Regions from separate parts of the Mus musculus genome. Here region 2 is linked to region 1. The links are chromatin loops, found by intact Hi-C in ENCODE. Cell type or tissue: heart. All regions are shown on one strand.

Evidence for each region. Hi-C counts contacts between places; a loop is a spot of excess contacts. Peaks named below come from ENCODE experiments on the same cell type or tissue, not always from the same donor. Only the 100,000 strongest peaks of a DNase experiment are listed, where the experiment ranks them.
Region 2: it touches region 1 in a loop (2.0-fold over the local background); 2 of 42 quality-filtered maps call a loop at or near these places.

The regions. Positions count from the first base shown.
Region 1 is chr19:18,099,149-18,107,148 of GRCm38, reverse strand. No RefSeq gene overlaps it. Among named protein-coding and RNA genes, the nearest start is that of Gm22880, 240 kb to the right of the region's middle. In heart, no CTCF peak of the experiment used is centred here; no DNase peak of the experiment used is centred here; H3K27ac peaks cover 1,988 bases.
Region 2 is chr19:18,183,518-18,191,517 of GRCm38, reverse strand. No RefSeq gene overlaps it. Among named protein-coding and RNA genes, the nearest start is that of Gm22880, 320 kb to the right of the region's middle. In heart, no CTCF peak of the experiment used is centred here; no DNase peak of the experiment used is centred here.

The sequences.
Region 1 (8,000 bases):
CTCCCCCATGATTCCTCTTCTCCATTATGTTTATTTGCCTCATCCCCAAGATTCTGCTGTTTGACTTTTCACCCACGTCCCAGAACTACCACAAACTGTAAACGAGGAAGGAAGAAGTTAAAGGAGCAAATGTGATGACAGCGCTCGTGCCTAGAATGAAGGAGGCCTGGGTAGTTCTTCAAGGTGCGAAAAATTAACATAATGAAATATTATGAAAGCAGCCTTATAATTATGCATACCCCAACACTACTAAATAAAATATTAGTTTATCAACAGGGAGGTTGAATTAAATTGAACTTTTTCTAATTTTGGGTCCCAAACCATGACAGCCTGGATTTCTAAAGATGTGCCTTCCTCAACATTGTTTATAACTGTATTGTCCTCAGTGTCCTGTGGCATGATTTCTCACAGAAAATGTAAGGTAAGAAAGCTCCCTTTCCATATTTTTAGTGTTTAGGGTCATAAAAGAATAACAGAAATTATTCCTGATAGGCAAAATTCCATCTGCTGCATTCCCCTGGATAAGCCAAGCATGTGTGCAGCAATCCCCCTACATGCCTACAGCACACACTTATTACAACTGCCTTGGCTGGCTGTGCTTCCCCAACTCCGATTGAAGCAGCTTACAGGTATGTGGTGGAATTAAATAGAACCAGCCCCATTCTGTCATCGAGCAGCTGAGGTCACAAGTCCAGGCAATACGCAATGGGACAGTGTCCAGAAGTCCACTCATGCTGACTGTCATCGGCATGATCTATGGGTGGCCCAGTATGGTTTTACGTTTGGGAGGGAGTCAGGTAAACCCTCTGTCTAGCCGAAAAAAAGAGAGAGAATGGTATTTCTAGCTAGAGTTCTTCATGAAAAATGTTATTTAAAAGAAAGTCTTACCCAGCCCATACCTGGTGACAGGCAAGTACAGATTTGACAATAGCTGCTTACTTTTTCACTTACTCAGAGTAAATGAGGAGTATTTCTGTGTGTAAAGAGAAATGTTTGCTCACTTAAGTGCTTGTCAATAACACAGTCAAAGCCCTAGGAGAGAAAAAAATCAAGAAAAGCAAATCAAGGAAGCACAGACTAAAAACACATTTTTCAGGGTAGATAATAGCAGCCACAACAATGATGATAATTTGATATAGCAGATAGTATATCCAGTATTTCAAATGATTAGCCTGTTGTTATTTGAAAGTAACTTCAGAGAGAGACAAATGTGATATTTAAAAATATTTTATTGTTGAAGGTTAGGCGGTATCCATCTGGAGACTAAAGAGATTAGTGATTGTAATTGAAAGCAGAAGCAAGCTATCCAGGGCCTTTATATCCAATTTCTCATTTTGTAATGATGTGGCTCTAATTCTGCAGATGAATTAGATAGCATCTACACAGTAGAAAAACATCCAGTTGAAAAATTGTTAATTTAGCCAAATGATATTTAAAAACACAGTATAATGCCAAATTTTTAATGGATTCATTTTTATTTCATGGCCTCATTCCACATTGTTGATCAACTCTTTCCCTGATGACCGATTGTATTTGGCTTATCCTATGGCTAAACCTTTCATCTAGTATACACATTTGTGTCATACAAAAATATCATTTGACTCTGATGATTTTATCTTTCTGGAGTATAATAGTGAACTATTTTGGTAGAATGTTGAACCCATCTGTGTCAATGAGAAAATGTTAAGCCAAAAATAACTTCTTCCAAGTTGGACCTTAAGGAAAATATGCATATTGTGTTCAAGTGCATAAAAGTTTAACAGTCATAACAGCAAAGAGTAAAGGAGAATTTTGAGGATAATTCTGTAATATTCCTTAGGAGCATATGTATGAAGAATATGAATGAAGTCTGGCTTACTGTAATTTAAGAAATAAAAAAGATCCTGGAAGAAAATCTGTCATCCCAATACTTGTTTTAAGATAAAGGTTTATGCTCTAAAACCATGCATATGCAGCCAAAACAATTTATTACTAGGGTGGGTGGGGATTTTGTGGTTGTACTCTTGCATGGGAAAAAGCAACACACAAGATTAATATTTTAAAAGTTTACTTAGAAAGAAAGCACTACTGGCCTCCAACATACTATGCACCAGTCTTCCCCTCTGAACAATTTTTACAGACAAAATTACAGGTTGTGGGGGTTATTGTATAATAAAGAATCCATCTGACAGATGTTTAACTCTAGTTGGACTGGTTGTTGCAACTGCAATTTATGCATAGATACTGATTCTAATTAAGTAATAGCAGAGGTTGCCTTTGAATTTATGAGGCTATAATCAGCTCCCTTGTGCTCAATAAATGCCACAGCTACAGTCTGTGGTGTTAATTTCACACTACAGTGGGAACTAGTGCTTGTTGCCAGATATACTCATAAGTCACAGGCAATTTGGGTTATTGCTGTAGTGTGTGCTGCATGGAGAAATGAACTAATCATGACCACTTGCTAAAGTCATTATTGAGTGTTTTGTGTATGAGAACTCTTTCGACATTGACGAAGCATTGTGTGAGAGTTGGTCTTTTCCTCCAAATCAATTCCAGATTAAATATACATGCTTAATTCTCTGGGAAAATAGCAACAAAAGCCACCCCATGCATCTTTAGCTATCTGGCAATTGCAGTACATGTGAACTTGAGGTTTTCCCTATAAACTACCTCTTGTGTGTTGGTTCCCATAGGATGATGCTTGTATGTGTCATTTCAGTATGGAGTATTTCATGCGACAACATGAACAGATTTTATCAGTGCCATGAGCTTGCTGGGGAATGTGCTCTCTACCTTCCTAGTTTCCTGAACCTAAGGTGTTGACTCAGTCGCTCTCATTGAACCTCACTACTACAGTTGCTTCTTTAAAATGTCACATGTACAATCATGAACAAACTATCTCAAATAAACAGAGTAGCTGTCTGCATTTTACCTTTGACCTTTGTCTCAGAAGAGTTACTTCTGCCCATTGGGTTTTGAGAAATCTTACCTAGGACAGAATAGTATTCTACAATTTATCTTACTGCCAGTGGTGATTGTGTTCAAACAGTAGCTATTGGTTTTAAAGGGTAAAGACCAATGAGTGCAAGGTAAACTATTAATTCTGTGGACAGCATCCCGTGGCAGAGACCACAGGATTTTGTTGTGTGCCCATTTATATCATTTCCCGGGGAACCCACTAGACTCTGGTGCAGTCAACAACATAATAGGAGAAACGTGTTTTCTCCTTCAAAGCAAGCATAAAAGGCTGATGACTCCTTGTGTGATGTGAGACCTGAAAAAATCAAGATGCCAAGAGGGACAGAAAGTGGTCTAGGAGTAACTGTCTCATTACATATCTTTCAAATAAAGTGACAGAAAAATCAGACATTTCCTATATTGCTTTCCATGTTCTCTTGAGATAAAGCTCTTCGTATACCTGAAATATCTTCAAGGTGTAACTGAAGCTCCTCTTTTGGTAACATGCTGGAAATGTGTATAGGAGGCACACATGCATGTATGGATGCCTGTGCATGTTCATGTACATACAGAGGAATTAGGGAACAATGTCATTATTCCTTTTATTAACGCTTCATGGGCAGATATTATGAACTCAAGGTGACTTTTTTTTTTTGTCCAAGTCGGACTATGTGCCTGTCTCTCCTCATAGACTTGCTTCCGTGTTCATCCTCAGAAGCACGTTCTTTCTTTCTTTTTTTTTTTTCAAGGTGACTTTTAATCATGTGTTTTCTTCATCTAATTCAATGCAAAAGGGAAAGTTTATTATTTTTATACAGATATGTAAACAAACATCAATACAGTGGTAGCATTATAGGAGAGAGGCCAGGAAGTAAGTAGATGAGCCATATTACAAAACTGCTTTGATATATATGTTTTGGTATAGATGCAGAGCCTTACTTCTTGGGAGAAAGATGGACAACTTTAACAAATCTTGCTTATGGAATAGTCAGAAGTAACGGTTAGTATGTAATGGCCACAGAGGGGTACCAGACAGGTCTCTTCTGCAAACAAATGCTGAGCAGCATTGCTAGGTGATAGATTCTGCTGACTGCCACCCTGCCAACACCCCAGAGTTCATGAAATAGGCCTCTAGTCTTCCTAGACTCTGACTTGGAAGGGGGCATCAGGAGAACCACAGAATGTCTGCAACCTCTGCTCAGAGATTCCTCCGCAGCTGCTTCTATCCTCCATCCTCACCTCTCAACACTGAGGATCGCTAGTCCCACTTCGCTATCAGAATCTTCTTTCTTCCTTCTTCTATTGAGTCCTTTCACCAAATGCAATCTTCAGATATTGCCAATGCCCACTGTAATCTAAGAACGTCCTCTGATTGAAAGCCACTGGCCTAAAGCAAGAAAGTTCTCCTAGGGGCTGGAGAGATGCCTGAGAAGGTAAAGGCTGGTGAGCCTCTTTCATCTCCAAGGTCTAGAAGAAAAGAGCCAATGCCTGCAAGTTTTCTTCTGGGTTCCACAGGCATGATCTAGCAATACAAGGTTGAAAGAAGGAAAGAAAGAGAGGGGAGGAGGGAGGGAGGGAGGGAGGGAGGGAGGGAGGGAGGGAGGGAGGGAGGGAGGGAGGGGGAGGAAGGAAGGAAGGAAGGAAGGAAGGAAGGAAGGAAGGAAGGAGGGAAGGAAGGATGGCAGGAAGTAGGAAGGAAAGAACGAAGGAATGAAAAGAAAGGTAGACAGATATATAAAGATGGATAGATAGATAGATAGATAGATAGATTCAATTAAAATGAAAATAAAGAAAAGTTTCTCTAGAGAGGGCCAGTTATTTGCTGCTTTACCTCCTGTGTCCTGTAGCTGCCAGTGTTCCTGTGTGTCTCCCTCTGCAGTATAAGCTCCCCAGAGGAATTGTGCTTTCATACTTACTAGATTTCCCCAAGCCCTTTTTTGTCCCTTTGTAAACAGTCCTCATCTACATGTTCACCCAGAGTAAGGAGAAAAGGCAAAGAAAGAGGACAGAGCAGCATGGGGGCAAAGGCAAACAGTGAGATAGCTGTGAAAGGAAGGTGGGAGGGGTCACTCCCAGAGCTAGTTTTCCCTGGCTATGTTTGGCTATCTCTAGTCCATTGTTCCTTATCTGGCCTTACTATATTTATCCTTTCCTTTTCTTCTGCCTCCCTCTCCCACCCTCTGTCCCTTCCTTTCTTCCTTCCTGCACTATTTGCTTGTTGAGAAAGTGTTCATTTATTACACCCAAAGTCTCGAAATCCTCCTGGGGTTTGAGGTCTTTGAAGCCCCTTTCCAGACAACAGCTGGCTGCTTCTGTCCCTCCCTAATGATTGACAGCAGCTAGCCATCAAACTGTGATCTCAGACACTGGGCACTGCTCTAGAGTGAATGTTTTTCTTCTTATTCTTTTTTTTTGGACTAAAAATATAAAAAGAAAAGGAATAACACATTCTGAATAACACCCATTCCCTAATGTAGAAGGCAAATGAGAATGCCATTATCCAGCCCCAGTGCCCCCCTCCCAGACACACACCCCCACCCAGGCACAGCCCTCCCGAGCCCCAGCCCTCCCCAGGCACAGCTCTTCTAAGGACAATGAGTAGTGCTCCCAGAGCCTTTAGACATGCCATTGTTCGATGCCTGGGAGATTTGGAAAGTCATTTATCTGCTTACTAAAATTATTTAAGACTCAGATTAATCAGAACAACAACAATCATAGGCACAAAGAGAAAGAAACAAAAGAAACCAAATGCTTGACCTGTGTCTAGCTCGTTTTTGCTCTTGAACCCTAGATTCCTCTGATTTTGAGAGTGGAACCACCAGATTTTTTTCTTTTTAATTACAGAGCCACACTAGGATATACCTCCAGTTTGCACACTAAATGCTTCTTTATTTGCCCTAAATCTGTTCTCTGGATAGAGGTTTGCCAGGCTTTGTATGTTTTTAACTTCTAGAGTCATAGCAATATTTCATAGTCTACATAAGAGCTAAAAATACACCTGATGCTCCATCTCTGACAATCTCACTTTGCTGCAGTGACCCAAATGGAGTTTCATGGAATCCTAAATTTGTAAGGGGGGAATTAATTATTAAACCCACTGGCTCCCAAATTTAGTTAATAAAGCATCTACTAAGAGTACTTGTCAAGAATTCAGATTCTGATGAAGTTTGGAAATACACAAAATTTACTCATTGTTAGGTAAGGCATAAGTGCTATGTGGTAAATCCACTCATCTTCGGGCTACAGATCAGTGAATTTTGGTCACCAATACAGACTTTTAACACATGCTACATATCAAAGATACAAAATAGTTGCATAATCTCGGACACCTGGGTCCCTTTGCAACTTTTCTTTCTTCCTTATTCCATCTATAGCCCCAGTACACACTTCTTATGCCTATTTTGACTCTGTAATTGTGCCTTCTACAGAATTTTGCACCAACAAAACCATAAAACAGAGAGTTTTGTGTTGCCCTCTCTTCCCTGGCATACGATTCATGGGCCTTCTCTGCAGACTTTGCCGTTGAGTTAGCCAGTGCTGGTGACCTGTGGAGTTTCTTGGCCATGTGTTAGAAAGCACTAATCTGCTTCAAACTCTGTTTTAGAAGTGAAGGTATTGAAATTGTCCCATGTATCCTATCAGACCACCATGGCCTAAGACTGATCTTCAATAACAACATAAATAATGGAAAGCCAACATTCACGTGGAAACTGAATAACACTCTTCTCAATGATACCTTGGTCAAGGAAGAAATAAAGAAAGAAATTAAAGACTTTTTAGAGTTTAATGAAAATGAAGCCACAACGTACCCAAACCTATGGGACACAATGAAAGCATTTCTAAGAGGGAAACTCATAGCTCTGAGTGCCTCCAAGAAGAAACGGGAGAGAGCACATACTAGCAGCTTGACAACACAACTAAAAGCCCTAAAAAAAAGGAAGCAAATTCACCCAAGAGGAGTAGACGGCAGGAAATAATCAAACTCAGGGGTGAAATCAACCAAGTGGAAACAAGAAGAACTATTCAAAGAATTAACCAAACGAGGAGTTGGTTCTTTGAGAAAATCAACAAGATAGATAAACCCTTAGCTAGACTCACTAAAGGGCACAGGGACAAAATCCTAATTAACAAAATCAGAAATGAAAAGGGAGACATAACAACAGATCCTGAAGAAATCCAAAACACCATCAGATCCTTCTACAAAAGGCTATACTCAACAAAACTGGAAAACCTGGACGAAATGGACAAATTTCTGGACAGATACCAGGTACCAAAGTTGAATCAGGATCAAGTTGACCATCTAAACAGTCCCATATCACCTAAAGAAATAGAAGCAGTTATTAATAGTCTCCCAACCAAAAAAAGCCCAGGAACAGACGGGTTTAGTGCAGAGTTCTATCAGACCTTCAAAGAAGATCTAATTCCAGTTCTGCACAAACTATTTCACAAAATAGAAGTAGAAGGTACTCTACCCAACTCATTTTATGAAGCCACTATTACTCTGATACCTAAACTACAGAAAGACCCAACAAAGATAGAGAACTTCAGACCAATTTCTCTTATGAATATCGATGCAAAAATCCTCAATAAAATTCTTGCTAACCGAATCCAAGAACACATTAAAGCAATCATCCATCCTGACCAAGTAGGTTTTATTCCAGGGATGCAGGGATGGTTTAATATACGAAAATCCATCAATGTAATCCATTATATAAACAAACTCAAAGACAAAAACCACATGATCATCTCATTAGATGCAGAAAAAGCATTTGACAAGATCCAACACCCATTCATGATAAAAGTTTTGGAAAGATCAGGAATTCAAGGCCCATACCTAAACATGATAAAAGCAATATACAGCAAACCAGTAGCCAACATCAAAGTAAATGGAGGGAAGCTGGAAGCAATCCCACTAAAATCAGGGACTAGACAAGGCTGCCCACTTTCTCCCTACCTTTTCAACATAGTACTTGAAGTATTAGCCAGAGCAATTCGACAACAAAAAGAGATCAAGGGGATACAAATTGGAAAAGAGGAAGTCAAAATATCACTTTTTGCAG
Region 2 (8,000 bases), 84 kb before region 1:
TTGACCCCTAATCAAAACAGAAGTTTTATTCCAAACCATTTCACATATTGATACAGGCGCCTCATATGTTGGGGTCCATCCCAAGGGCAGCTTAGAAATAAAATACCATAAATGCTTATACACAGTTGCAGGAAGTGCTGCTCGGTGGTTGGTTTAGGTCCAAGCTTACTGTAGGTAACTATTTAAAACAGTTCTACTAACTTCTGCCATGATTGGTTTCCAAGGGCACAGAACATAACAGTATATGTAATCAACTTGAACATGAGAAAATTTCCTAGTAACAGCAGAAACAACATATGAGAAAGTTTTCTTATAATATTAGTAACACCAGAAAATGGCATGCCAGCTAGTTAACGTTACCTAAACCTTAATATTTTGCCTAGGCCTTAAATATACCAGATATTAAGGTGCTAGGGCATTTTTCCTAACAGTCTAATGGCTGTTTGAAAATCTTCTCCCTTCTCTGGCCTCCTGAGCATGCACTCATCAGTCTAAAAAATAGTTCCCTGACCAATGTCAGGATTAGCTGGCAATTTGCTAGTAGGTAAACTCCAGGGCACCACCCAGATTATATGAGAAACTGAGTTGGCAACTAGCACCTTGTGCTTTATTGAGCCTTTCCAGTGATGAAGAAGACAGATGTTTGAGAACCATGATCAATAACTATGCTCCTCAAAACAAATGGGCATCTGGACTGGCTGAGCAGTGCACCTTGGGTGCCAATTCTGCTCATCTGTCCACACCATTTTGTAGAGAAAGGCTTCTGACCCTTGTTGCACTGAAGTGTAGTTTGGAGAGGTGTATCCTGTGGTTAACATTGCTCTCTTACAAATCACACATACGACTTCTTTCTATAGGCATCTGTTTAAATATGCATTGGCTGCATCATTTGCCATGCTGGGCTGTTATTATTCACTTGCTTGTCTGTACTTTCTCCTGGTTTGTCAACTTGTTGATGGCAGGAGGTATGTACGCTTGGCACACAGACGTCTCTTGATAATGCATAACAGAGAAAGATTCTACAGCTACCTCCGTGTAGCTTGTCAGCATGAGAGATATTGAAAGTAACTTCTCTATTTTTTTTTTTTTTTTTTGCTTTGGTTTGGTTTTTGTTTGTTTGGGTTTTTTTTCAATCTTCTGAGAGTTGCTTTCTGTCATCATGATGGACTAGTTCAGTGTTTAAGAATAAAACTCCTCCATCCTAGCCAAAAATAAGATCAGTGAGGCTGTGTCTTGCAGAGGGTGAGAGTAAAATTAAGCTGATTTTTTGTTTGTTTGTTTGGCTGCTCACAAGATATGAAAAGGAGATTAACAGTTTTCTTTGAGTCAGAAATGGACAGTTCTCACAAGGAAACCATGCTTCCAACATAGAGACTTTCAACACTGTGTCTCAAAAGGTGTCTAAAAGTGGAGCAGGACTGTTCTTATCCTTTTGTTCAGAATAATATGACAAATATAGTGGATTATTCCTTCATTCTGTTCCTCCAAGTAAATCCTCCCTTGAGGAAATATGCTTACTTAGCCTGTGAAAATGGCCAATATCAGACCTCAAGGAAAGAGCTTTCATTGGAGGTCATTGTTCCACCACACTGTGCCACTTTGAATAATTGAAAGCTGATCTTATCATGGTAATTTGGGGAAAAGCTAAGGACAACCAGCAGTATCCTACTGACTTAATCTTATCTCTAAACTCAGAGAAAACCTGCTTGAGAGACTACACCACCTGTCCAAGCAAAAAGCAAGCCCTGTGTTGAAAATAGCCCTCTGATTGAACTTTGGTAAAGACTATAGTATAAAATAAATCTAAGTGGGCTAAGCCTCCCCATTCGGAATCCAGTATTAATCACTTGAAAAATCTCTCCCTGCAGATGCAGATTCTGTTTACTGTAGTTATCAGTTTCAGTGGTGCCTAGGAAAGACCTCCACAGTGAAGAACACTGCCCAGAGCATTGTTTTCTCTGACCAAGGTGAGCTTGCCTTATCCACGCTGCAGAAGGCAGCTGGCTGCACTGCATGTTCATTAACTGTTTAATTATGATGTAGTCCGCCACCAAACATTTTCTCTCCAACGTCTGAGTTCATTTCACTTGCAGTCATAGGAACTAGTCTGCTGGAATGATTTCCAGCAAAGTCTTGTTTTAAATTAAGACTAGCTTTTACAGATCCTGCAGCAGTAGGAAATGCATTGTTCCTTGCAGACCTCCAGGACTATAAATCTCCCCCATGGAATGGGCTGCTCTCTGGGCTAGTGTCCAGAGCAGCAGGGAACAGGGTAATTACCTTGTGGTGTTGTCACTCTCTCTCCTACCAAAGCTTTTGGTTTTCCTCTTTAAATTTTAAAATGGAAATTCTGTGTTAATATGAAAAACAAGCATTCCATCAAGCTCAACCACACCCACCACTGGGTATCTTGTTCCTTGGGGGATTATCAGGAAAAAGGATCCGAAATGCATCTGCAATCTTTACTTTTGCCTTTTCCCACTCTTTAGTCCAAGAGAAACCGGGTGATAATGGAAGAAGTATATATGCAGTTTCATTTATGTCTCAGAGAATGAAAATTTGCCTGATCCCATCTAAACCGTATGAGGTCATGAGGTCCTACAACAAGGAAGTTATTTAAGGTTTAGGCCTTAAAAGTGAAGGGTTGTAGAGAGTAGTAGAAAACTTAATTTATTGCTTTCAGAACAGGCTACACTAAATTGCTACTTACTCAATGGCCAAATTAACACAGGTACCCCGACTATTCTGGAAGACAGCACTCATTCATTCATTCCATACGGTTGACTAAACAAAGGAAGGACTCTCATGTTGTGCTATAATCACCCTGTGTGCATTCAGAGTTCACACTGAAGTAGTCTTTTCCGGATGAAAGTGCGTTCCCAGATTCTAGCCACTTAATAGGAAAACCCGAGGACAGTTTAACAGCTGCTTACACTTGGGCAGGCCTGATGATTTATTCTGATGTAACAAACAATAGGATCTAAATGAGGTTTAAGAAGAAAGAACAAGGAAGGAAAGAAAGTTTGGCAACTCTGCCTATCCGGGGGCCTCCTCTCAGTGTTAATGTGAGAAAAGGAAATGGTATTTTTATTTTCATTAAAATGCAAAAAGCATCAAAGTCAGAAAATAGATCATCTTTCTTTCTGCCTGGAAGCAAACAGAAGCAGATGAGTATGTGCTTTCTGCCTGGTGTCGCTAGAGGCTTCTCTGACACAGATCCATTGTCTGGCATAGTTGCCTGAGAGGAGACGTGAGGGCCGGGATACTCACTGTCCATGAAGGACATCCAAATACCCTGTTGTTTCTGCAGAGTGCTTCATTCATTCAATCACTCACTCCACAAGTCTATAGACATCTGCAGAGAAGTGGCACTTATAAGTTCTAGGGATGAAATGATGAGCATGTTGTGATAATATTGTCAGTCTGATGGAAGGGACAGATGGGCAAGAAACTGTAACAGAGTGTTTTAAGTCTCATATGTAAGAGTTTTAAGAGCTTATTCAAGCAGAGCCTCACCTCAAACTTGGGACACCAGGGAAGACTATGGAAGACACTCACTATCTAGGTTGACATTTGAAGGAGTTAGCTGAAGGACACCCTTATGATCCACACTAAAGAGATTAAATTCCATTAAATGGTCTCATGAGCTCCTTTCTGGACACCTTTGAAACTCTGTAAGGACAGTTCTCACAGAGGAGAAACCCACACAACACATGGCCTCTCTCTCTCTCTCTCTCTCTCTCTCTCTCTCTCTCTCTCAATTCATTTATTAATTAGTATATATGTGTGCTGGGGGAAGCATTATGTGCATATAAGCTAGTGCCCACAGTCTTGGATCCCCCTGGACTTGTAGTTACAGTTGATTATGCGTGCTGAGAACCAAACCCAATTATTTTCAATAGGAGTATGAATGTGTAGGGCTCATATCTTCAACCCCAGATGATACCTCTCAGATGCATCAAGAAACTGAAGTGATTTGATCATAGCTCCCTACACTACAATTGATGATCAGCTTTCAAAATGCAAAGAACGTCCATTATTTTGTAAATGCATGTATTTCTTTACTAGAGAGGAATAACCCAGCAAGAGAGCAGAGTTCTATTCAAAACCCAATACTCTAAAACGAAACTACCACGATCTACTCCAACATTCTGGGACTCTGCACCACTGGCAAATTATTGTCATGATAGATAGATGTTGTAACAAGCAGGAGTTTGGGTCATAACAATGTACATTTCAAAGCATTTACTCTCTTTTTTAAACTAAATTAATGCAAAACATCATGCCAGTTAGCAAGATAACTGAGTATAACAATTGTGCCTTCTTTGTAGCAGGACAAGCATTTTTTTTTTCATCACCTGATAAAATTTGGAATCAACTGCACACAAATTTTTCTGAATAGAAATGATAGAAAACAAAAGTTCTTTCTTTGAAGAACCACATAAAGACTGTAGGGACAGGAATTGTGATAGTCAGTGTCGTAGGGCTTCCATTGCTGTGAAGAGACACCATGACCATGGCAACTCTTATAAAAGACAACTTAGTGCGGTTGGCTTAGTTTCAGAGGTTCAGTCCATTATCATAGCAGGAAGCATGACAGTGTGCAGACAGGGATGATGCTGGAGAAGGAGCTGAGAGTTCTACATCTTTATCCAAAGGCAGCAGAAGGAGACAGGTCTCGAAGCCCAACCCCCACAGTGATATACTTCCTCCAACAAGGCCACACCTCCTAATAGGACCAAGCATATTCAAACCATCACAGTCAGTGTCAGGTTTGGTATATGCTGTCAGGTTTGCTTCATGCTGTGGGAATAAGCATCTATTAATTGAGACAATTGTGGGAAGCCCATAGTGCCTAGGTGACAAAAGCCCACAGATAAGTGAGGTCCAGATGCTGTATGATGTCATAAGTTTGTCACAGAGTGACATACAGCACACGATGGGGGAAATGTTCAGAGAAAGTCAAGAGTGAGGGGCAGGTGCCCTGTGCTTAGTCTGAGGGTGTGTAGCAGGTTAAAAGAGACTGAGGCAAATTCACCCAGGACCCATGATGAATATGATCTTCTTTGGAGAATGAAAGGTCTTTATGAATGAAAGTAAACATCATGAGATGAGATCATACAGGAATCCTGCTATTGTTGCCTCAGTTACTATTCTTAGACAGAGGAGAAGGCAGTGTGCAAACATGGGTAGCTATTGTAGTTGGGTTGACAGAAGTCAAAACATGCTTAGTGAAGCCAAAGGCTGTAACAGGCAGTAAAGGGTTCTCCCCTGGGGCTATCAGGACTGGGCAAGGACAGGCCAACATCTTCATCTCAGACTTCTTCCCTTCAGAAGTGTGAGGATTAAATTTCTTTTTTTTTTACTGATATAAGACATCAAATTGTTGGTAATTTATTATGCTAGCCACAGGAAGCTAATGGATAATAGAACCATAAGGAATCCAGGGAGACTTCGGAAAGAGGTGTTTGTGTTTAATTTGCTCATGATTGAGTTGATGTGACCAAAGAGGAAAGGGTATGCATAAACACACAGCACAGTAGGGCTGAGCCCTTTGCCTTGAGCTACCATTTGTATTTTGAAGACTTAGTTCCCACAAGCATATTGACAGCCTGGAGGAAAGCTGTGCTCTTTCCCCCAAAAGGTCAGACTTTCCTGTCTTTGTGTTTGATGTGGAGAGGATAGAATGTGTCCAGGGCATATTTTGAAAGCCCTGCTCTTACTGTCCTGGGAGGTTAGAACTCCTCCATCATCCACATGAAGCCAAACCGCCACATTGTCCAAGCTCCCCTTCTGTGTTTTACTATAAGTTTATGATCGTATGATCATAATTGTAATTTTTACTAATTGACAATTCTTATGATTTCTTATAATGACTAGTCTCTTTCTATTTCTCTGTAGCTGCTAAAGGCTACTGTCCTGTTTTTAGGAGTTTCTCTTTGGGCAGCGATTTCAACACTGACAGGAAGTGTGACAATTCAAGTGTTTAATAAAACAGGTATGAAATAAGTTGGGGCTTGTCTAAATGGCTGTGTTCTATCCGGATATTAGAAGAAGAATCAGGCTCAGCATGGTGAAGGGAACCCTGGAAGAATGACCCAGGAGCACCTTTTTGTTTTGTCAGAGCCTGGCATGGTGCCCAAACCTCTGTTATCAGCCTATCTTAGACTTCACTTCTGAGTTGGGCCTCTTACTTCTGCCTGTTTTGAGTTTTGTTCTCCATACCTCCAAACTCCTGAATTGTGGCTAAGCAGGCTATCATTACAAATTCTGAGCCAGATGAGGATGTCCCTAGCATCCAGCCTGAGCCTTACTGAGGATACTGAAATTTTCCCTTTGGATGGTCAGAGAAAAACACAGGACTCTAAAACATAACCTCACATGTATGTTCTGTTTGACCAATCCAAATTATCACCAGGCAACAACCAAGCTAGCCGTAACTGGAAAGATGGCTTTCCTTAGACAAACTCTTCTGCTTCTTTCCCACCCAATCAACCCATGACCCAAATTCTCATCTTTATGGTGATAAATTTAAAGTAAATAAATAATTCTTAGTGCTCTGGAACAACCCATGAGCATTCCCAGATCATCAGTCCTAATTTGGTTTATGCTGGAATTTCTGTACTCATAACCAAAGCAATTTATAGCAAGAATTTCTTCTCCAACAAGCATTTAAACTGATTAGAATTCAATGTCTCCGTCTCTGCCTCTCTCTTGCTTCCTCCTCCCTCCCCTATTTCCTCTCTTCTCCCTTTTCTATAGTGTGCTGTGGTTGTTTGTTTTATAGATTAGGCTTGGTTTTAAAGTACCTGTAAATCTTTCCCTTAAGGAAAGGACAGATTGCTGATCTGTATGCAAATGATATACTTGCCTGCCTTAAAAATTTAAGATTGACTTTGGCTTGACCCCATGCTTTATCCCTCAGTAGAGATCTATGAAAAGATATTTATAATACCTGTGGACATAGTGTACGATACCGGTGGGAATTCTCTTCTACAGCAGATGAATAGCAGAACCATGCACAGACTGAAACTGATTTACATAGCTGCATCTCACTGTAGCATTCTGGAGTTCCTCCCTATCATATACCTAAAAATACCATAATTTGCTGGAGATGCAAAGAATATAAAAAATGGACACATATAATATTATATCATCTTTCAATCTTTATAATATAAATTTGTTTTGCTTGATTTATATATAAATAGTGGTTTTGAGAAAAAAATTAAGCATTTTTATAATGACTTTTTTTTCTACCTGTGGGGAAAGATATAAAATCTCATTCGTTTTGGAAGTTCTTGTGTTTTCAAATAGATATCTCAGTGCATGGCAGCTTTCAGCACTCAGGGAGATTTTCTTTGTTTTGTATCTTGAGACTCTCAAATTGCCTTAAAAATTAGAATAGACAGAGCAGAACATTGACTTGGGATGAAATATAAACTTCTTTGTATGCCTTTCTCAAACTCAAATTTTATCAACATTACTGAAAATAAGACCAGTTCACTTAAAAATTCCAGAGGAATCCAAAGGATAAAATTGAATAAGATTAGCATACCGATTCTTCTGTTACAACAAGCGGTTCTCATTCCGAACTTCAGGACCACACTGCTGCAGAGTAACACTTAATACTTTTTAGTGTATAGCTTTTATTTCCATGGTAGCATGACAACTGTCCAATGTTTTCATAAAAAAAAAAGAAAAAAGAAAATTCTCCACTGAGAAAATAGTTAGAATTTCAGCCTCCTCTTGTGAGTGTTCAGCTGGTAGAACTTCTGAATACATGTGTGGACTGAGTGAATGAATCAAATGAATGAATGAATCATTTACTTTTCATTTTATGATAGGAAAAGCTTTACAGAAATTGAATGGGTCATCCTCTGCTTTAGTTACATTTTTATTGTTGTAATCAGGCATCAGAAGAAAGAGTTTATTTGGGACTTAACAGTTTCAGAGGGCAAGTCCATGACCATGTTGGTGGGGAACATGGTGGCAGGCAGGAG